Linked DNA regions of Mus musculus: region 1 is linked to region 2. A link is a loop called in an ENCODE intact Hi-C map of the cell type or tissue named here. Cell type or tissue: gastrocnemius. All regions are shown on one strand. Links, peaks and the distances in the headings refer to the core of each region. The heading gives the core; the rest is flanking DNA. Region 1 has its middle 34 kb from the start of Ybx3. Region 2 overlaps Ybx3 (Y box protein 3).

Region 1 (10,968 bases), core at 1,266-9,265, 55 kb before region 2:
CATCTCCCTTCCACCTCTTCTTCCTCTACCTTTCCTCTACTCTCTAAAGCCTCCAGCTCCACCTTTACCTTCCACTGCCCAATCACAGGCTCCACCTTTATTTGACCAGTTAAAATGGGGGAAACGTTCACATGAAATCACCTGAGTATGTGATCCATTCCTCATCAGGGAAACCCCTCCAGAGGAAGCAGAATTAACATCAGAATACAAACAGCACCAGGGCAACCCACAATTTTGTCCAATTAAAAGACTCTTTTCTCTCAGATATAAATTAAGCACAACCATTTCAACTATGCAAATTATAAACTATAAGACACACTTACTCCCAGTCCATCATATTTGTCAGTTTAGATAAAGTACTCTATTATCTATCCTACTTTAGAGAGTTTACAATTCTTTACCTGAATTATGTTCTGGTTTTAGCTTGCATTACCATCTGAAAACCACCCTCTCAAATATATGCCATCTCTCTCAATGCTAAATAACCTGAGTTGACTATAAGACTATAACTTATTTTCAACTCAATCAAAATCCAAGAATGACATAAACACAAAAGTCAGAAGAACCTGGACAGATATCCTGCAAGCCCAGACTACTATACCCAGCAAAACTTCCAACCACCAGAGATGGAGAAAACAAGATATTCCATAATAAAAGCAAAGTTAAGCTCTGTCTACAAATCCTGCCCTACTACAATGAACTCAATGAAAGTGGCACTAAATAAAGTTCATATCACTAAGTGTCTACATTTTTACATCTTAAAAAATGGAGGGGCTGGTGAGATGGCTCAGTGGGTAAGAGCACCTGACTGCTCTTCTGAAGGTCCAGAGTTCAAATCCCAGCAACCACATGGTGGCTCACAACCATCCATAACAAGATCTGACTCCCTCTTCTGGTGTGTCTGAAGATAGCTACAGTGTACTTACTATAATAATAAATAAAATCTTTAAAAAAAAAAAAAAAAATGGAGAGATCTCTTACTATTTAAGGACCTAAAGTGCTTTTTCCAGTCCCACACCCTCCTTACAGCTTCCCCCTCCCACCTGGGGTTAAGGCTAGGCCAAGGTCCATTCTCTACTGACAGGAACACCCTAGATTTAAAAAAAATCCCAGAATGTTGTGGAGAGCCTTTTGGGGGTACCACTTGGCAGTGGTCTGATATTGGCCAAGGACAAAGAAGTAAGTTCAGGCAGGGAACTGACATTGGTCAAGGACAAGGAAGTAAAAATCTGATTTTAGAATGGAACAAAAAAGTACGTTCAGATATCTTGATCATCCTTAGAAACAGCTATCACCGGAGTGATCATGGGGCTTTGTGTTTATTGTCTTGTTCCTTGACTATTGTCTTGCTTTATCCCTCATTGTACTACTCACCCTGAATGCTTCCATGCAATTAAAATGATATAAAAAGCAGATTGGGGAAATTAAATTTGCCTTCAGTCTCAGAATGGACTAAGGCCGTGCTACAAGGTTGTCTAACTGTCTTTTTTCTTTTTAATCTTCACTCCTGCCCTGGAGAACCTGTTAACTGACTGAGCGGGCTTGGTCAGAATGTACTGGTTGATAGTCACCTGACCCTTTCAAAAGTCCCAGGTAGAGTTCAAATATTTATCATGATCTGCTCCTGCTTGCTAGTCAATAGATTTAAAGGTCAATATGGCCAGCCAATAAGTTTGAACTGTAACCTTGCTGATGTAACCCATGCCCCTAAAAAGTATAAAAACTGCTTGTAATAGCTATTTAGGGGTCGCCTTCTAGTCACTTGCCTTGAGGGACTAATTAAAGATAGACCCAGAAGCGCTGGGAAATAAATCTCTTGCTTTTGCATTGATCTGCATCTCGGTGTTTCACTTAGGAGGTCTCAAATTAAGTACCACTGACTAAGGGAGAGGGTCTTACACTATCAACATCACACACGAATTCTCTAGAACAAAAAGCAGTCCACCTGCAATCCTGGATCAGCAGCTCCCTCTACTCCCACAGCTCAGTCTGTCCCCTGGAAGGCCTGCTTCCACCCAAGACACCAAGGTGAGACAACCATGCCCCAATATGCCCATCTGCTGGGACCCAAGCAAGCCAGTCATGCCCTGCCCTATCAGAGCTCCATCCTCCTTCCTATCCACACTTCCACCTGCAATTGCCAAATGGCACCCCACTCCCTACCTCACAGCTCTGCCTTCCTCCTGGGAGGATTGCTCCCACCCAGGACACCCAAGTGATACACCCATGCTCCAACCCTCTCCCCAAGCCCCGCTTCCTGCTGGGACCTCAACAAGCCCAGCTGTAGTGAGGTTCACCCTGCCCTGCCCTATGTTCCTTCCATCTTCTATCTGGTCCACACCTGTCAGGCATCTGCCCTGGTCTTTAGAATGAAGAGTATAAGGTGGGACAAACTATCTGATAAGACTGATGATCTCTGGCCCTATAACTCTATTTTGTGATAATAAGTGCTGGTTTCTTTTCTCATACTATTTAGTGTTAATAGGCACTGGTTTCTCACTATTTTGTAGCTAAATGCCACTGGTTTCTGGCAATCAATTCCTTCTGGCAACAGGGAGTAAAAGAATTACTTTGGTTGTTTTCTCTTTGACTCAGGCCTCTCACGGGCCAGGCGAAAGACTTGAACTTCCTTGACTCTTAACCGAAAAAAATCAGTAGCACTCCTAGATTCAAATGGCAAACAAATTGAGAAAAAAAAAGGAAGCAATACTTTTTACAATAGCCACAAACAATATAAAATACTTTGGAGTAAACTCCAACCAAGTAAGTGAAAGATGTCTGTGATAAATCAGGGATTTGAAGGAAGAAAGTAAAGAAGATCAAACAATGGAAAGATCACCCATGCACAGTAGAATTAACATAATAAAATCCCCAACAAAATTCTGACCTTGGAAGGACAATAATCAACTTCTTTTTAAGAAGAGGAAGAAACGCCGGGCAGTGGTGGCCCATGCCTTTAATCCCAGCACCTGGGAGGCAGAGGCAGGGGATTTCTGAGTTCGAGGCGAGCCTGGGCTACAGAGTAAGTTCCAGGACAGCCAAGGATGCACAGAGAAACCCTCTCTCGAAAAACTAAAACAAACCAAACACCTCCATGATATTGACATAAAAACAGACACATTGATCAATGGAATCTAATTGAAGACCCAGTCATAAATCTATACACCTATGGATAACTGAATTCTTATAAAGAAGCCAGAAAGACACAATGAAAAAAAGAGCATCTTCAGCCGGGTGTGGTGGTGCACGCCTTTAATCCCAGCACTCGGGAAGCAGAGGCAGGCAGATTTCTGAGTTCGAGGCCAACCTGGTCTACAAAGTGAGTTCCAGGACAGCCAGGGCTACACAGAGAAACCCTGTCTCAAAATACCAAAAAAAAAAAAAAAAAGAGCATCTTCACAAGTGGTGCTAGTCATACTAGATTTCTGCATGTAGATGAATACAAATAGATTTATATTTATTAACGTGCACAAAACTCAAGTCCAAGTGAATCAAAGACCTAAAACCAGGCCTGATAGAAGAGAAAGTGGAGAATAGCCTTGAGTCTATTAGCACAGGAGACAGCATCCTAAACAGAACACTGATAGCAGCATTAAGATCAACAATTAATGAATGGAACCTCATGAAACTGAAAAGCTTCTATAAAGCAAAGATTACAGGACACCATCAAAAGGACAAAATGGTAGCCTACAAAATGGGAAAAAGAGTTTTATTAACTCTACATCTGATAGAAGGCTAATATGCAAAATATATAAAGAACTCAAGAAACTTGACATCAAGAAACCAAGCAATTAAATTTTAAAAATTGGGTACAAATCTAAGCACAAAATTCTCAATAAAGGAATCTCAAATGGTTGAAAAACACTTAAGGAAATATTCAACGTTCTTAGCCATTAGGAAAATGCAAAGCAAAACTACTTCAAGATTTCATGTTATAGCAATCAGAATGGCTAAGATCAATAACACAAGTGACAGCTTATCCTGGTGAGGATGTAGAGCAAGGAAAGCATTCCTCTATTGCTGGTGGGAGTAAACATTTGTACATCCACTATGGAAATCAGTAGAGCAGTATGTGGATAGGCCTGGTGCTGTTTGTATTTTGAGGCTAATTCCACTCTCCTGGAAGGGGTTGCTGACAAGGAGTTATCATACTCATGTGACTTCTTGTGAACAAATCCCCTAATAAATAAAGGAGCCAATCACTGGGCGAGTAGGCAGGACTTCCAGGTTAGACAGAAGCAGGAGAGAATTAGGTCCTTTTGGACAGGGATTTCATGAGGACAAGATGTAATTACTAGTATCTCCCAGTTTCAAAGGCAGATCCATCAGGACTTGCCACCAGAGAATTTAGATTTAATAAGGATACAAGATTTAATAAGGCTTATAAGATTAGGATTTTAGTTGTTGTGCCCAGTGATTGAGTTACCATTGTTTCTGAACTAAGTTTGTGTGGTGTTTTCCTTCATGAGGCAGTTCGACTGGGTTCAAGAGAAAAAGGTATGGTGGCAAAGCATGGGTTTGCCAGATGTGCACCACAAAGGCCAAGGGTAGCCACCGCCAGTGGGAACATAGTGAGCTGGGTGGAGAGATTCAGGAGCCGCAGACCAGAGAGTCTCCACAAGATAAGAATAGGCCGCTAGCCTTCGAGGGCTAATGTGATGGTTTGTTTTTAATATTTCCTGCAATGGAGCAGTTTCTCAGAAAAGTGGTAATCTATCTACCTCAAAACCCATCTATATCTCTCTTGGGGATATACTCAAAGGACGATTCTACCACCAGGACAAGTGCTCAACTATGTTCATGGTGGCTTTATTCATAATAGCCAGAAACTGGAAACAACCTAGATATTCCTCAGCTGAAGAATAAATAAAGAAAATAAAAAATGTGGTAATTTTACATGATCAAGTATTCCACGGGTTTTTTTTTTCTTATGGCATCTTGAAATTTGTAGGCAAATGAATGCTATTAGAAAAAAAAAAATCATCTTGAATGAGATAACCCAGACTCAGAAAGACAAACATGGTATGTTTAGGAATTATTCTGACGCTAATGTCCTGTTTCCCAATTGGTGTTTGATTTGTCAGTAAAGAAGCCATGGGCCAATTACTGGGTGGAAGGAATAGGTGGAACTTCCAGGTCGCTGGAGGAAGGAGACTGAACAAGGAAAGGAGAGGAGAGTTTGCCATGCTTCTGAGGGAGAAAAGATCATGCCCAGTAATTGTGCCAAGAAGTTAAGTTGAAAATGAACAACCTGTGTGTCTGTGTCTTCTATGTGTGAATCCAAGGGAAGCTGGATGGGAGCTGGTAGCTCAAACCATTCCTGGAGCTTAGGCTGGGTAGCAAAGCTACATGCAACAAGTATGTACTCAGTTATAAGTAAATAGTATCTGTTAAATAAAGGATAATCATGCTACAATCCACAGACCAAGTGAGGCTAAGTAACAAGGAAGACTCTGGAGGAACGCATGGCTCTCCCTGAGAAGGAGAAGTAGAATAGAGTTTTGAAGGTGGACTGGGGACAGGTGAAGATGGGAATGGGAGGGATCAGATGTGCTGGAAGAGGAATGAAAAGAGAGTATGGGGAGAAACAACTGAGACAACTGGACATGGAGGGCATTTGGGGGGTCAGAGTGGAAACCTAGTGCGATGGAGTCTCCCTGGAGTGACCCAGCAAGAACTGCTAGTAATGGAGGATTCAGAGTCTGAACGGTCCATCTTATGCAACCAGACAAGGTGTGACTCGGACACCAACCAAGGAGCAAAAACTTCACTCTTCCTTGCCTGCAAGATGTGTAGGGCAATGGTGGTTCAGAATTTGTGGGAGTGGCCAACCAATGACTGGTGTAATTTGAGGCCCAAGCCACAAGGGGGACACCACTCCCAATGCTGCCTGGATGGCTAGGAATAGGAGGCTGGAGAGCCCAGAGACCTAGGGTAGACAAAAATGTCTGGATTAGTGGGGAAAATCAATGAAATACCTAATGCTATATAATGTTATACTCGAGAAGGCTGTATCAAGTAGCTGTTGACAACAGATATAGAGACCCACAGCCAAAACTAAGGCCAAGAAAGAGCCCAGGTTGGAGATCTCCGTTCAATCTGCCCCCCATTGAAAGCTTGAGAACCTTCCCATGAAGAAGAGGGGTAGAGGATTCCAGGAGAATGAAGGCCGCGGAGCCAACTAAATAGGTCTTAAAACTCAGACACTAAAGCAACAGTAGCTGAGCCTGTAGGGGTCGGGGCGAGGTCCTGTGCATATTTGTTGTTTTTAGCTTCTTGTTGGTTTGGTTTTTGTTTGTTTCTTTTGTTTTGTTTTTCCTTTCAGGGGAGAGGGTGCTCCTAACAATGGGCATTGGGGTATCTGACACTCTTGCTTGCTTTTGAGACCCTTTTCCTCCTACTAGGTTAACTTGTCTAGCCTTAATGTAAGGGTTGTGTGCCTGATCTTACTGTATCTTGTGCCAGTTCGGTTGATATCACTAGGAGCCCTGCTCTTTTCAGGGGATGGGGAGAGACTGGAGTGGAAGGAGTGAGTCTAGGATTGGAGCATTGGGGGGGGGGGGGGCAGGGCTGGAAAGAGTGGAGGAAGGGGAAGTTGCGGTTGTGATGTATGAAAGAAGAATAAATAAAAACTTAAACTTTAAAAAAAGAAGAAAGAACAGAAAACTAGAACTGCCTCTGTCCCTTCAAAATGTAGGGATTTGGAGTACTTCCTTGAGAGGGCATATCTCCTCTGAGAGAGCAACCAGGTAAAACATCTGATAAAGGCTGAGGTTAGTCTTTAGACTCTCCTAACCTATAATTAGGGCAAACAGGGAAGACTGGGGAGTCTAGGGCCCTCATTAAGATGACTGCTTAGAGAAGGAATGCAAAACGATCCAACAGGTTAGCCCTGCTTCCACACCCACCACAAAAACACAAACATCAACCTCCACAAAATACACACATACTCACACACACAGAGACACATAGCCATGCATACACACTCACACACAGACACACATTCACGGTCTCACACACACTCACTCATGGTAAGTCAAGGAAAACAAAGCCTACACAGGAGGGAATGAGTTCACTAAAAACCAGAAATAGAAAAGAAAGAATGGGAAAGTACACAGAAAGCATAACTATTAAATGGGCAAAGGTCAGTCATTATGACTGTCTTTGAGAATCCAAGCAAAACCAAGGGACAGTATTTAAATCAATGAATAAGTTGTACAGGTAAAAGTTGACTAAAGTTTAAAATAACTAGCATGTAAATACTTGTAGTTTGAACAGCAATGACCAGTAGAAAAGGGAAGTTTAAAAAAAAAGCTTTTTACAAAACATCAATGTCAGATCTCTAAAAGAAAATCAGAACATTTTTGAGAGTTAATGGAGGTAGGACAAAGAGCAGTAACTCAAGTTTAAGGCTGGGAAGATGATTCTAAACTGTCAATTCTCTCTAGGTTGTTCTATCAAGTCATGAATCCGAACAGAATTTTTCCATGAGACTTAAATATTCTAAAATTAATCTGCCCTCCTCTCTGCATCTCAACCACCTTGATAAAAGAAAGAAAGGTGCTTGAAAGTGGAAAGGAAGGGAAGGGATACCCACAATGGGTTAATAAATGCATAGTGACTGAATGCATGCTGACAATTCAAGTGCTCTTCAACATAAGATGAGATGATGAGACGATGAGACGGGGCACTTTTCTGAGTTGATCACCTGGCTAAAGAACTAGTAAAATGCTGAAAGAACTCCCTAATACCTCAAAAGAGGAAGATGAACCACTACAACCCACAGGCTCAGAAGCAGACAGGACGTAGTGGAACATAGAGGTAATAGCATGTACAGAGCTTCTCTGAGGCTGAGGAGTGTCTTTGGAAGTAGACAGAAACAGGAAGTTCTCAAGGAGGCTTGAGTAAATGGAGCCTGGTCCTTAGAGTGTGACCATGGGCAGCACATCCATAAAAAGAGAGCAACAGAAAATGCTTCTAAAAGGTGAAGAACAATTCCAAGGAAATCAACCATAAAAGGGCAGAACCTGCCGGGCGTGGTGGCGCATGCCTTTAATCCCAGCACTCTGGAGGCAGAGGCAGGCAGATTTCTGAGTTTGAGGTCAGCCTGGTCTACAAAGTGAGTTCCAGGACAACCAGGGCTATACAGAGAAACCGTGTCTCGGAAAAAACAACAACAACAACAACAACAAAAGGGCAGCACCACATTAGATACGATGCTATAAGGCAGATTTCTAAGTGATCAATTACTTATAATTATCACTTTTGTATTATAAAAGAGTTGTTTATGAGATAGTATTGAGAAAATAATCAATTCTTTGCCCTAATAGTATTTGTTATCCAACCATGTTAAAGGGAAGAATATTTGATTAGACATCAGGAGATCTTAGGTTCTCTTCCTACATTCACTGCTGTCCAGGCTTAAAATTCAAATTACCTAGAACTTGCTTTTTACATGTGAAACTGAAGAGGAAGGGATGAAAGTGTATTATGTAATGATCTCACTCAAGCCCCAGCAAAACAACTTGGGTTCACTCTCCCAGTGCTGGAAGAGGGGACTCATAAAGACTGGAATGCACTTTGCTTGGCTTCATTCCACTTTTGATTTCTCAGCCTTAGTTTCATTACCCAACAAATCCACTGGGTGGCAATAACACTGAGTAAAAATAAATGGCAAGTTTAGATTCTCAGAAACTGTCTTCTTCAGAAGCTAATGTTTACAGCTCTCCCTTCCCTGTTTTTATGAAGTCACCAGGCTGCTGGGGCCAGTAGAACAAAGGCCACACACAAAGCCTGAGAGTGGGACCAATGACTCCCAGAGGAGGTTCAGCTATGATCTAGGTCCTTTGCCACACAAAGCAGGCTTTACCAATCAATCCCTTACTGATTCGAAAGAAAGTGAGACAACTGGGAGGGGGAAGATAAGCTACTAAAATACCAAGTTATTGAAAGTAAACAATGGAGGTAGAATTCCAGCCTTAGCTGAATGCCCAGGATCCTACAGCAAGCTGACACCTGTGAAGAGAACTAACCCGAAGGGCCCTTCCTTCCTCTATATACTCACTAGTACAAGAAATGGTGCTTTCACTGTTTTCTTGATAAGAGAAAGGGAGCACCGTCAAGGGAGCACCATCAAGCTGACTCCTTTTTAGAACAGGCTAATATAAATCATCTTCTAGTCACTACAAAATGACACTAGACAGCTGTAGCAATGCCCACTTTGGGTTTTATATCAGGGTCACTCAGATCTGTCCCTTGTAGCTTAAACCACCCATGAGGAGCTGGGAGTGTGGCTCCACAACAGAACACTTACCTAACAGGTATTTGTCTCTGGGTTCAACCCTTGGCACCATGAAATAATGGTGCCACCCCATACTGGCTCTTATCTTAAAAGAGAAACAACAGAATTTCATCCAAACTGAGTTAAAAGAGAAAAAAATGGCATTTAAAGTAAGTATGAGGTGTTTTAAAGTATACAAAGATAAAAACGCTTCTTTGATACAGAAGGTTGAAATAAAATATCAGAAAAGCACCTGAAGTTATTATAATTTTTTATACATGCTGTAATGGCTTATTTTAACTGTTACCTGGGCACAGCCTAGAGTCAGCTGGTTGGGAAAGTGAAGGATAATCTAGAACAGGTGTGCCTGTGTGGTCAATCCTTAGGGAATTGTCATGGATATGTTAATTGATGTGGGAAGACCAAGTCTAAAAGTTAGTTACACCACTCTGTAGGGTTGGTTCCTGGACTGAATAGAAGCAGAGAAAGGGAGTTGAGCTGGAGGTATGGATGTATTTGTTTTCTCCGTTTTTGACTGTGGATGTGCCTAGCTATTTCAAAACTTGCACCTCTGTGAATTCCTTGCATTGATGGACTATAACCTGCAACTGTGAGCAAAAACAAACTCCTCTCTCTCCTCTGCTTCCTTTTATCAAATGTCTTATCATAGCAACAGAAATGAAAATAAAACACAGACCCTCATGATCCAACCATATTACACATAACCAGAACCAGAAGTGACAGCTCCTGCTTCTAGTCCCAGAACTCCAAAGACTAAGACAGAAGGATATCAATGAGTTCAAGATCAGCCTGCACTGCAGAGTGAAACCCGATCCCCCTCCAAAAAGTAAAACACCTGAAATGTGAAATGTTCTAAAGTCAAAGCTTTTGTGAGTATCAACCTGACACCATGAGTGGAATATTCCATGCCTGACCTCATGGGATGAGTCACACTCAAAACATAGATGCAATAAAAATATAATGTATAATTACCTCCAGGCAATGTGTGTAATGTATGTGTGAAACAGAAATGAATTTCATGTTTAGACTTGGATCTCTTCCCTACTGGGCCTCTTTTTATATACATGTAAATTTACATAAGAAGTTTACTTAAGAAAAATTTAAGAACTTAAAATAGTTCTAGTCTCAAGCATTTAGAATAAGGGATTCCTAACCTGTATTTTTTTCCTCTGGAATCCCCTCTCCATGCCTTTCTTGTCATGTGCAAAACATTGCTTCTTTCTGGGGACTGACTCTCTTCCCTCTCACACATCTTTACCTCCAGGGACTAAAAGAGACAGACTCATATCTTTGATTCCTTTATTCACAATCTCTACAGCTGTAGTATAATTAAAAATGGTTGAGAGTAGTAATTATCAATGAAGGAGATTCTGAGCTACAAACACCCTATGAAAATGTTAGGCTAGATAAAAGGGGGGGGGGGACTTTAAAAAATGGTTTAGGGGATTGGAGAGAAGGCTCAGTCAGTGGTAAAGTGCTGTGTATGCAAATTTAAGGACATGAGATTAACTTCCAACACACACACACACACACACACACACACACACACACACACGAAGTGTGCCAGTGAACCCCTGTAATCTTAGCACTGGTACAGAAGAGATAGGAGGTGCCTGGAGCTTGTGGGGCAGCCAGTCTAGCTAAAGCAGTGAATTCCAGATTCAGTG
Region 2 (10,968 bases), core at 1,659-9,658:
TACCACATACAGATTGCATCAATGACTTTTCTGCCTATCTTTGATGTGGTGTGGTGCTTGTGTGGTCAGGACGTTAAGCATAGACGTAATTTGGTCGGGATGGTGAGTGTGGGGTAGCGGGGGAGTAGGGTGAGAATCTTGGAGAAGGCAGGTCATTGCTGCTGCTCAGTAAGGTCTTGCTGTAAATGTGATGAAGCCAGGGTGGGAGTCCTATCCAAGAATAAGCATCATGAAGTTATCTACTCTTGATGACCAGGCTGTAGGGGACAATCAGAAATCAAGGAGATGGTGGTCAGGTTTGATAACTTAGAGGACAGTGTTCAGTGAGGAAAAGTTTAAGTTTGCCATTAGGTTTTTTGTAGCCAGTGTATCTGTAAAGGACTCAAATGATGTGGGTTTTTGTTTGTTTGTTTGTTTGTTTGTTTTTGTTGTTGTTGTTTTTTGGTGCCTCTGGCCTCACTTTTGCCCCTTATTTAAATGAAGAGTGTAACTACCAGAGCTGTTAGATGAAGCAAATCAAGAGAGGCATATATATGGAACATGTTGGATTGTATGTGTATGTCTGTGAGCATGTATGTACTTAAAGACTCCAAAGCAGGGATACCCTAGCAGTGCTGAGCATGGTTCATCTTGAGTTACTTGTTTCTGGGTGCAACTCTTTGGTGGAAAGAAGCCCCTTTCTAGAAATACTTGTTTTCTGAGCTGGGTCAGAGTAAATACCAGTAAAAGCCTTGAGCATCCTGTGCCACAAAGGCAGGAAGTACTCTATAAAGACTAAAGATTGTTGGAGACTTGTCAAGAGTCTATAAACCTGCATGTAGAGTTCCTATTAGCCAGTAATGAAAGCAACAGATTATGGCTCACTGAAGAAAATTGAAACCCACGAGTCCATACAGGTGGAGATAAATACACGAATATACTGAACATTTGAGGAACAGCTTTTTCAGGCTAGTGGGATCTTGGAAAGCACTAACTGGTGTATGTCAACAGTGTTAGACCACTTCACAAGGTAAGGAAAATAGATCATCACTCTACTTTGTGGCTTTCTTATCCAGGTGCATGAATTAAATGTAAAGTATCCCAAATTTAGGTGCTCAGATCTGATAGCCAAGAATGATGAGAAAGATAAATAAACTCAATACAGGATTCTAAGTAGGCCTGGTTGCTATAAGGGACATTGAAACATAGTAAAATCATAATGCCAACTGAGGAGTGAGGGGTACTTCATTTGTGGTTGTTATAAAATGAAGGCGATGGCTATGACTTCAAGAAGCTTACCCGCCTTAATCAGTGATAGGATAGAGGTCAATGGGGTTAGTTTGCTTCGTGTGTTGAAAACAGACAAGTTTGGATGTGAGTGTGATGCCCTCCCTCAATCGGGGTCAAAAAGAAATGAATTATAAGGAAGCAAGTGGGCATACTGGCGAATGCTGGAAGTGCTCATGTTCTCGTTCTCTTGAAGAGGTGAAGCAAGGAGATGGGTTTTTTGTTGTTATTGTTTGTTTGTTGCGACAGGGTCTCATTATGTAGCCTAGATTGATCTGGAACTCATGGTTCTCTTCTTGCCTCAGTCTTCTGAGTGCTGGGGTTACTGGCTTGGGCCACCATGCCAGGCAGGGATAGGTTGTTGTTTTGTGAGTGAATGTATGTGTGTTTGTGTCACAGGGCCATGGCAGGTGTCTTCCTCTTATCTCTATTCTTGTTGTTGTTGTTATTATTTCTCTTGCTATTTTGTGTGTATGTTACAGTAGTGGGGTGGGGAGGATTTTTTGCCTGAACGTATGACTATTGTATATACATGGTTCCTCGTACCTTTGAAGATCAGAACAGGACTTTAGATTCATTAGAACTGGAGTTAGAAGTGATTGCCGGCCACTATGTGGGTGCTGGAAATTGAACTCAGGTGCTCTGGAAGAACAACCAGTGCTCTTAACCTGAACCTTCTCTCTGGCCCCTCCATCTTACTTTTGAGACAGGATCTCTGATTGAAACTGGTTAGTCAGTGAGCGCCAGGGATCTGCCCACCTCTGCCTCCCAATTTTGGGATTGCAGATGCATGCCTGGCTCTTTACATCAGTGGTAGGGATCTGAATTCAAGTCCTCCAACTTGCAAGGCAAGCACTTTGCTGACTGAAGCTCTCTTCATCATGTGGGTCCCTGGTTACAAATTCAGGTCACCAGTCTTAGAGGCCTAGATCATATATCCGGCCTAGGAATTTTTAAGCTGGGGGGGGGGGTGGTAGCTACACATATGTATAGTTCTAACCCTTGGTAGACAGAGATAGAAGGATCACACATTAGAGGGTAGCCACGGCGCCATTGTAATACTTTGTCTTAACGACTCCCCTCCCTCCAAAAACATACTTTTAAATGCTAAACTTATCATAAGCGGATAAAAAAGCTTCAAGGAAGACCTATAGGTAAGGGTATGCTTAAGCTTTGTCAGGACTGGGTTGAAGCCAGTCCTTCCTTATCTCCTGCCAGTCCGACACCTCCCTCAACTGCTTCTAGCTATGGGTAACATGAACACTGAAACCTATGTACCTTAGTGGGTCAGTGCATCTGAGTTTAAAGCAGTTGAACATGCCCAGTTGCTCAGAAATACAATATTTTCTTTTAATATAAATATGTTATTTTGTCTGCTTTTTGGTGCTGGGAACTAGTTCTTCTCACATACTAGGTGAGAGCAGTGCCGGCTGAGCCCTAAGAATAAGGCTCAAGCCCTTCAGATAGTCTTTTCAGCATTGAAAGGGTCAGATCTTAATGTGTGAAAAGCTAGGTGCCCTGTGCTAAGGAAGGGGATAGGCTGTTGTGGTAGGAATGAGTTTTCATTTCTTTCCTGTCATTTGTAAAAATAGCCAATGAGTAGCAGGCTCAGTTACTGGAGCTTCAGGCTGGTAACAAAGCTCTTGCCTCAGATTTGCTTTTTAAAGCCAGTCTCCTGCACAGGACTGTGTGCTTTGACCCTTCTTGCCCTGTGTCCTGGCTCATTTCCAGCTGTCATTGCCCTTTAGGCTGGTGAGATTGGGGAGATGAAGGATGGAGTCCCCGAGGGAACACAGCTCCAGGCTCATCGGAATCCGACTTACCGCCCGAGGTTCCGCAGGTATGAAAGAGGGCACTGTGGGTCTGTTACATGGCCATGCTTGTTATTTGAAGATATGGTTGCTTTGGTCATGAGCCTGATCGTTTGTAGTGGGGAGTAGCCCAGGGCTTCACACACATTGAGATATTCATTCTCTTTACAACCAGAAAGAATGCTGTTCTCTCTTTAACTGTGACTGGTCATGACCTGCAACTTGAAGTGGCATAAATAAACCTCTTTATTTTGTTTGTTTTGACACAGGATCTTAACTGTGTAGCCAAGTCTTGCTTCATATTTATTATGTACCCTTGGCTGGCCTCTAATTTGAACTCCTTTTTGCCTCAGCTCTCGGCCTCCAAAGTCTGGAATTTATAGGTGTTTGACACTATATCTGATTTAATGCCTAATTTTTACTAAACTAAACAATAAGCATTAATTAATGGGCACCTTATTGTGTCAAAAATGTAAGTTGAAATACTAAACATTTTAAATCATCAAGGTAGTCTACTGGGACTGTTGAAAGCTGGCTGTAGAACACATAGCCTATGAAGAATCCAAGCGTTTAGTAGCTCTGTGTCCTTTGGAATGTTTCTGGCCTCTGCTATGGCCATCAGGTCTGTACCTTGGACATTTTGAAAAGTCATCAAAGCTGGAGGCAGGGGCGGGTGAATCTCTGAATTTTGTGCCAGCTAGGGCTAAACAGTGAGACCTGTCTCAAAAAAAAAAAAAAAAAAAACAACCAAGAAGGGGTGGAGTTATTCTGTGGTAAGACATTTACATGAATAAATGGTCTCTGATGTTTACCACGATGCCCTCTGTACACCATGTCAGTACCATTGGCATTACGGTCAGTGAAGAGTGGGGACATTTTAATGTGCTTTGTCTCTTGCTATTCCTCATTTGGGCTAGACTCCCTGAGACCCTTTGGGTGGTGGTTTTGTTAGGTTTCTTCCTTGTGTGTGTGCGCCTCAGCATGTATTGGGGGGGGTGGGTCAGAACACGCATCTCTCATGGGTTCCCAGGATAGAAACCATTCCTCCGGTCATGTGTTCAGGGTGCAGGTGCTCTTGCCCAAGAGCCATCACCCTGTGGAAGCTTCATAATAGAGGCTTTTGTCAGTACCATGTCACCTTCGAGGTGAGGGGAACAAATGGTACTTCTGGGATGTTGTGTCTTACATGTTGTCCATCCCCTGTCTAAAACACTGGTACCAGAGAACTATTCCTGCCTTCAGACTTCGGAACATTTGCATGTGTTTTATTGGTTAAACATACCAGCTGATTATCAATAAGGGTTTATTAAAGCAAAAACAAAACAGACTGGGAAAGAATTTGTGCTGCAGCCTTCCTTACATGGTTGTTTCCAGTTTGCAGTAATGGTTAGTGACTCCTTCCTTGCTAAGGAGTCTCCGTAAGAATCTTGCTTTCTTCCAGATCGTCTTGTGTGCAGGCAGCAGCCTGGGCCATGCTTCTTTCTCCATTTTCCTTGGTGCCTATCATAGTGCCGTGTAGGACCCTATGTATTTTACTGTATTGTTTGTTTACTACAAATTTGTAAATAAGCAAAAGAACAACAGAATGGAGAAATACGGGTTTCACCAAAACATCATTCCATCTGCATTGCCTGCACTGGTCTGGTCTGTGGGTGATTGAGCAAGTAATCATTTGACTCAATAGTAGACAAACCTCATGCCCTTGAGTACTCCTGCCCACCCCACCCTTCAACCCACACATCCCACCTCCGACATGTAGCTCTCTTATGTAACTTCTGTTCCCTGCTCTAGGGGACCTGCTCGCCCACGACCTGCCCCTGCTATTGGAGAGGCTGAAGACAAAGAAAACCAGCAAGCGGCTAATGGTCCAAACCAGCCGTCTGCCCGCCGTGGATTCCGACGTCCCTACAACTATAGGCGCCGTTCCCGTCCCCTCAACGCTGTTTCACAAGATGGCAAAGAGGTAAAGCCAGCAGGCAGGAGAGATACACGCAGATCACCTTGAGGAGTTATGCCATCTTTTTTAAAGTCCTAAGGATGGTCTTTCTCCGTGTGAAACTGGACACTTAATCAAGCACAACATTGCTTACTTAGGCTTCATCTGTAGACAGTATTTTCTTCCTGCAACGTGAGCTGAGCGTTTGACTTGAGCTTGTTAAGCAGTCTCTGGAGGAATTAGACTAGCAGGGATTGGGAGCTTAGTATGAAGGGCAACAGTTAATAGCAGAGAACTGCCGGTGAACAAGGACAGAGTAACACAGCCATGGCACGCTGTGGACTCTTAGCACAGCCGTGGCACGCTGTGGGCTCTAGGTGGAAAGGTATTTATTGGGCAAGTAGAAGCCACTTAGTCTCTGACCCACACATAAAAGGCAAAACCCACGTTGTTATTTCTCTTCCTAGGCAAGAAAATTAACTTTTGAGACCATTTACCCTTAAAGGCTACTACACAGTCCTCTGAAGGAGTTTGTGGTTTGCTCTGTTTCAGACCAAGGCAGGTGAAGCACCAACTGAGAACCCCGCTCCAGCTACCGAACAGAGCAGTGCCGAGTGACCCTGGCTCCCAGGCACCGTAACCACCAGCAGGGTGAGCCTGGTTCCTGTTCTCTCAGCAGCACACTGCGATTCCACTGTGCCCGCAGTGGTCTCTGTTGCACCTGGGAGGTTGGAGGCCGGGGGGGGGGGGGGGGGGGTTGGTTGGTTGGTTGGTTGGTTGGGGGAGCAGGAGCGGGGTATGGTTGGATGTTCAGTATATTGGAGATTGACCCTTATATAGTGTCAATCCCTAAGTTGAGGTATAAATATGGAGACAGGTTTAATGGTTGCCACTTTTTGTGAGTCAGTTCTTTTGAACATGGGATCTAGAAGGCTTGGATAACAAGTAGCACATTTACTCACTGAGCCAACTCGCTGGCCCAGTTTTATCTATCTATTTAGACAATGCTTTTTTTAAAAAAACCTAGTGTAGATGTGTCTGTGTGGGGCTATGTGCATGTGAGTGCCAGTTCCCACTGAGTTCTGAAGAGTATCAGATCCTCGACAGCTGAAATAGGCTCTAAGGAGCCACCTAGTGTTGGTACTGGAAACTAAAAAACGTCCTCTGCACAAGCAGCAAACACTCTTACCCCACTGAGCTGGCCGTCCCAACCTAGTTCCTGCTTTTTATGCATGTGTTTGCTGGTGGTTTATAGTGCATATTGCTTTGTAACCCTGACTGACTTGGGACTTCCCTTTGAACTTGAGGGAATCCTGTTTCAAGGTTCCCAAGTGCTTGGGTTGACAGACTTGTGCCGCAAGCCAGGCTTGTCATTTGGCTTTTGTGTTTGTGGTGAGCAAAGGCTGTTGCTTTTTTTCCCCCGTCTTGTTCTTTCCCATGTTACTTGCCGAGACAAGGTCTCACTGAGCCCAGTGGCTAGACTGGCCAAGCTATCTTCCATGGGACACTAGGGTTGCCTCCAGCTTCCTGCGAGTGTTTGGAATCTTACTTGTCCTCATTTTTGTGTGACAGGCACTTACTGGTCCATTTTCACAGCAAGGTCATTTGGGAAAAGCAGTGCTGTTCTGTCACCTACCAGTCAATGTCACTGATTTGTTTAAGACAATCTTTCATTAGCCAGGAGTGGTTGCACACACCTTCCGCACTTAGAAGGCAGAGGTAGTTGGATCTCTGTGAGTTCAAGGCTAGCCTAGTCTACACAACAAGTTTCAGGATAGCCAGAGCTACACAAAGAGGCTCTGTCACAAAGAAGAGACAAAAAGACAGTCTATGTATTCCAGGTTGTCTGAACTCAGTGATCCATGTTAGTGCTAGGCTTGCAAGCATGCACCACCATACTAGGCTCAGTTTGTTAATTTAAAACTTCCTGACCAGAGCCTGGTTTTAAATTCCAGGGAAGTGTTACCTGTAGCATAAATGTGAATGGTTTTTCTTTGCCCTTCTTTCCAATTAGTGTTACTCGTTTTGTGGCTATGCAGTTTGGTATGGGATGGAGGCCTCTGAAGCTCTGGCCTGCTTGGGGATTAGAGATTGAGCAGTGCATCTTCTGTAGCATTGACATGCCATGCCCACTATCAGGAGAGCAAACTAGTGACTATTGCTGTCATACGTGCTTGACTCAACTGTGGTATTCGAATGGGAATGGAGAAGAGCAGCCCCTTATCTGTCTTGCTAAAGATGTTGTCAGTTTTACCTGTGTAGACTGAAGTTAGCCAAGGAGATGCAGCTGCCAGAGGGTTAGGCTAACGGCTTTATTCATATGTGATTTTGATTTTGGGTTTTCTTTGGGTGGGCTCAGGGCAGACAGAAGAGGGCTCATTCTGTGGTCTTGACCGTGGGCCTGGGTGTTGGGATTCCAGGCCTGTGCTTGAGCACCTGGTTCACCCCCAGGATCTTACCTACCACCCTCCTATACCCGTTTATGTATTTCTTTCTGGCTCCAGTTATAAAACCTACTCTGTCCATGCCACTTTTTGAAGGTGCAGTTTGGGGTTTATAATGAACCTTTCTGGGCAGTACTGTGGGTTGGAGTTGGCTGTCGGTGAGGGCACACTGCTGTGCTGGGTGATAGCAGCATTCCTTGTTTCTCTAGGCAGACTGGATAGTCCCCCTTCAGGACCTATATTAATCCACTCAGCTGTGTGTAGGGTTAGGCTAATAGCCAGCAAGCCCCAATAGTCCTGTTTCTACCTTTTACAGCTCTGCCTTTTACAGTGTTCATCATCATTCAAGACTTTTTATATACTAATTATATACTGACTCTTCTACTTTGTAGAAGTATTTCATTAAAAAGTAAGAATTTTCATCCCATTATGCCTATGTAAGACATATACCTAGTTTTTAGAGCCTTGTAAGTAATTTTGAATTGTATGGAAATAATTTTTGCCTGTTTGTCCTAACTTTTGGTCATTGTATATCACTCTTAAAATTTGATTTTAATTTCTTCCAGGTGACCTAAAGAATTAATGACCATTCAAAAACAAGGCAAAAAAGCACACCCACGACCTTACCAACACCAAAGAAACATCTAAGCAATAAAATGGAAGACTAACCAAGAATTGGACATTAGAATGTTTACTGCTATTCTCTACGAAACTAACAACTACAAAGGGAACGAGCCAGCAAGTGTCCATCAAGCTGTATCCCGGGAACCTGCACAGGCGCAGGAGAGCAGCCTCCCCAGTTTCAGCAACCTAGTGCTTTCTATTTTTTTCCTGGTTTTTACTGTTTTGGTAATATGAATTAAAAGAAGAAATATTAATACCACATGGGGATTGCCCCAACCAAAGAAATCTGAAATATATAGTAAATGCTCTTTTTCCTTTGTTGTTCATTTTGGATGCTGGTGCTAAACTTCCAAGTGTCATGATTTAAGAAGAAATTTTATGCCCTTATTTATTCCTAGGATGAGGGGAGAACGTTTTTGCTTTCTCACATAGCTCTCTCTGAAATGTGCAGTAACAAGTTCCTCAAAAATAAAATTTTTACCTTCAAAGGAAAGGCTGTGTAACTAGTGTGTATTTCCCTTTTCTCCTCTTCCTCCCTCCACCTCTTCTTGTGTGGATGTTGGTGTACCACATGAGTGCCTGGTGCACTTAGGGGCCCAAAGAGGGTGTTGGAAAGTCACAGGCAGCTTCGAGCTGCCATGGGTATTAAGAATCAGCTGAGTCCTTTAGAAGAGCAGCCTGCGCTTTTTACCATCTCCCCAGCCCTGTTAAATGCTGAGCCAGGCACAGATGAGTTAATGTTTTGTGTTTTGTTGTGAGTTTGAGATCATAGGAACTGGGTGGGTATCTTTGAAATGTGCAACCCAGAGATAAACTCATTTCTGGTAGGCATGAGGTTTACAGGCTGAATTTCTAGGCTGGTCATTAGAGCAACAGCAGGATGGCTGTGAGGTGAAGTTTCAGATCCTCTGTTGATTATTTGTGGGCTTATGAAATGTTCTTAACTTTATCCCTGAGGATTTGAGACCAAACTGCTATGTCTCATGTACACACTTGGTCTCTGGCCATTCATGCAAGGATGTGTCTGAACACCTTGAACCATAACAATCACTGCATGCCCATCGCCTTCACGAAAGTGGAGCAGTGCCTCAGCCCCTGTCTTGTTATACCTAAGATCGCCCTCAGACAAACGCCCTGCAAGTAGTTCTGAGGCTGTATTTAGATTGTTTCGGTGATAGAAACAAGGAAAGGTCCCCTCTGAATGTTTCCCATTTGGGGATATATCTGATTTTCATAAGGAAAGCTTTCCCTCTACGTGCACTCCTGTGGATCATTACTTTGTCCAGTGCTTCAAATGGAGTGAGTGATGGGATTAAGGTGAATCCAGGTAGGTCATGGTGCCAGTAAGAGAGAGGAGATAGAGGCAGCAACAGGGGCAGAGCTTGGACAGGTGCCAGCAAGGGGGGAAATCAGCATGTTTTATGCAAACGGGTATAAAAAGATAAATGTCCAGCATGTCTACACAGCTGTGGTTTTGGTGGGAAGGTAGAATAGGAGTGTCTTTGATTCATGTTTCCCATGAGCTGAGTAATGGATAGCACAGTCCAGTTCACGACATCGAGACATGGAGACTGATGGCAGGTTAAGAGGTGGTAGCCATAATGTGTCAAAAACAGAGTTTCTACACAGTTCCCCGCATTGAACTCCACTGTTTACCTCAGAGTGTGTTCTCCAGTTCTCAGGATGGGAGTAGGATCCAGGGAACCATCTTCCACACATCCAAGTAGGTAGTATTCGCCAAAACACGGGGGTGTGGAAGGAGTACATGTCTCCCTGCGTGTACATAGATTACAACTATCTGTAACTCCAGTCCCAAGGGATCTGACACGTTCATCTAGCCTCTGTTCACATGGTATGCAGATATATATGCAGGCAAAATGCTTATATGCATTCCATAAATCAAAAAAACTTTTAAACAAGAATTCATAGAAAAAGTGACTCAAAAGGAAGAGGTGGATGTAGTTAATGTATATATGCCAGTCAGAGGATGAAGGAATTCTTAAGGACCTCCTAAGAAAATAAACTAATATAATTTGAATAAATTTGTCAAAGAATTACTACTCAGCTTTTAGAAGACTGACACCAATCTAGGTGCCACTTCCTGAGTTTAAAAAAAAAAAAAGCCCAGGTTTTGTTAAAACTCATTAGGCGTGTGTGTGCACACACATGTAATTGAGAAGGCCAGAAGAGGGAGTTGGAGTCCTAGGAAATGCATTTACAGGCAGGTGTGATCCTGTAACATATTCCTATGTATCACTGTAAGTGAAGGTTTGTAGCAGCTACTTCTAATGTTGCTTATACTTAGAAAAAGTGTGTATTTAAGCCATGCTACCACGGTGCCAGATCCTTTATGGCAAGCATCCCTGAGATCAGAAGTAATGTGTACTTACAATGAATGCCTGAAGACATTTTCTTGACATTGAAATTTCCTGGTCCTTTGTTCTCTGGCCTCACTCAGAGTCCTTTTCTGGTTAAGTTTCCTTTTGCTTTGCTGGTACCATGTACAACTTGTAATCATTTGTATCATTTCCAACAATTAGCAACCAGTGAATGTCAGAGTAATAGTCCTGCGTTTTTGTTTGTTTGTTTTTTTTTCTTTCTATTAGTTCTAACACTTTTTCACTTTTTCTGGATGTGCCTATTGTTGGGAAGTTGTGACTTAAATACAAGTGTGTCTTTGACTGTGAGGTACCTAGATTACCTGGGAGTATGAATATTAGCAAATGTATTTATTTATTTGTTCACTTATTCATTGGCTGGTTTTGTTATTGTTAGGTGGTGGGGTTTGCTCATTTTGAACAGGTCTCATGGAGTCAGCCAGATCTCAAACTTGTTTTATAGCCAAGATTAATTTTGAGAATTCTCTCTCCTTTCTTCCTTTCTTTCT

Evidence for each region. Peaks named below come from ENCODE experiments on the same cell type or tissue, not always from the same donor. Only the 100,000 strongest peaks of a DNase experiment are listed, where the experiment ranks them.
Region 1: a loop joins it to region 2, with 5 times the contacts of the local background. A loop is called at or near these places in 19 of 42 quality-filtered maps.

The regions. Positions count from the first base shown.
Region 1 is chr6:131,416,671-131,427,638 of GRCm38, reverse strand. No RefSeq gene overlaps it. Among named protein-coding and RNA genes, the nearest start is that of Ybx3, 34 kb to the right of the region's middle. In gastrocnemius, for the core only: CTCF peaks have their summits at 5,874 and 8,636 (motif pointing right); DNase peaks (open chromatin) are centred at 5,879 and 8,684; H3K27ac peaks cover 958 bases.
Region 2 is chr6:131,362,461-131,373,428 of GRCm38, reverse strand. It overlaps Ybx3 (Y box protein 3), which reads left to right. Exons shown (of 10, transcript NM_139117.2): 7 at 3,015-3,106; 8 at 4,869-5,040; 9 at 5,566-5,664; 10 at 8,024-8,571. The coding sequence ends at 5,631. Among named protein-coding and RNA genes, the nearest start is that of Gm22362, 12 kb to the left of the region's middle. In gastrocnemius, for the core only: a CTCF peak has its summit at 6,153; DNase peaks (open chromatin) are centred at 6,138 and 9,450; H3K4me3 peaks cover 627 bases; H3K27ac peaks cover 2,923 bases.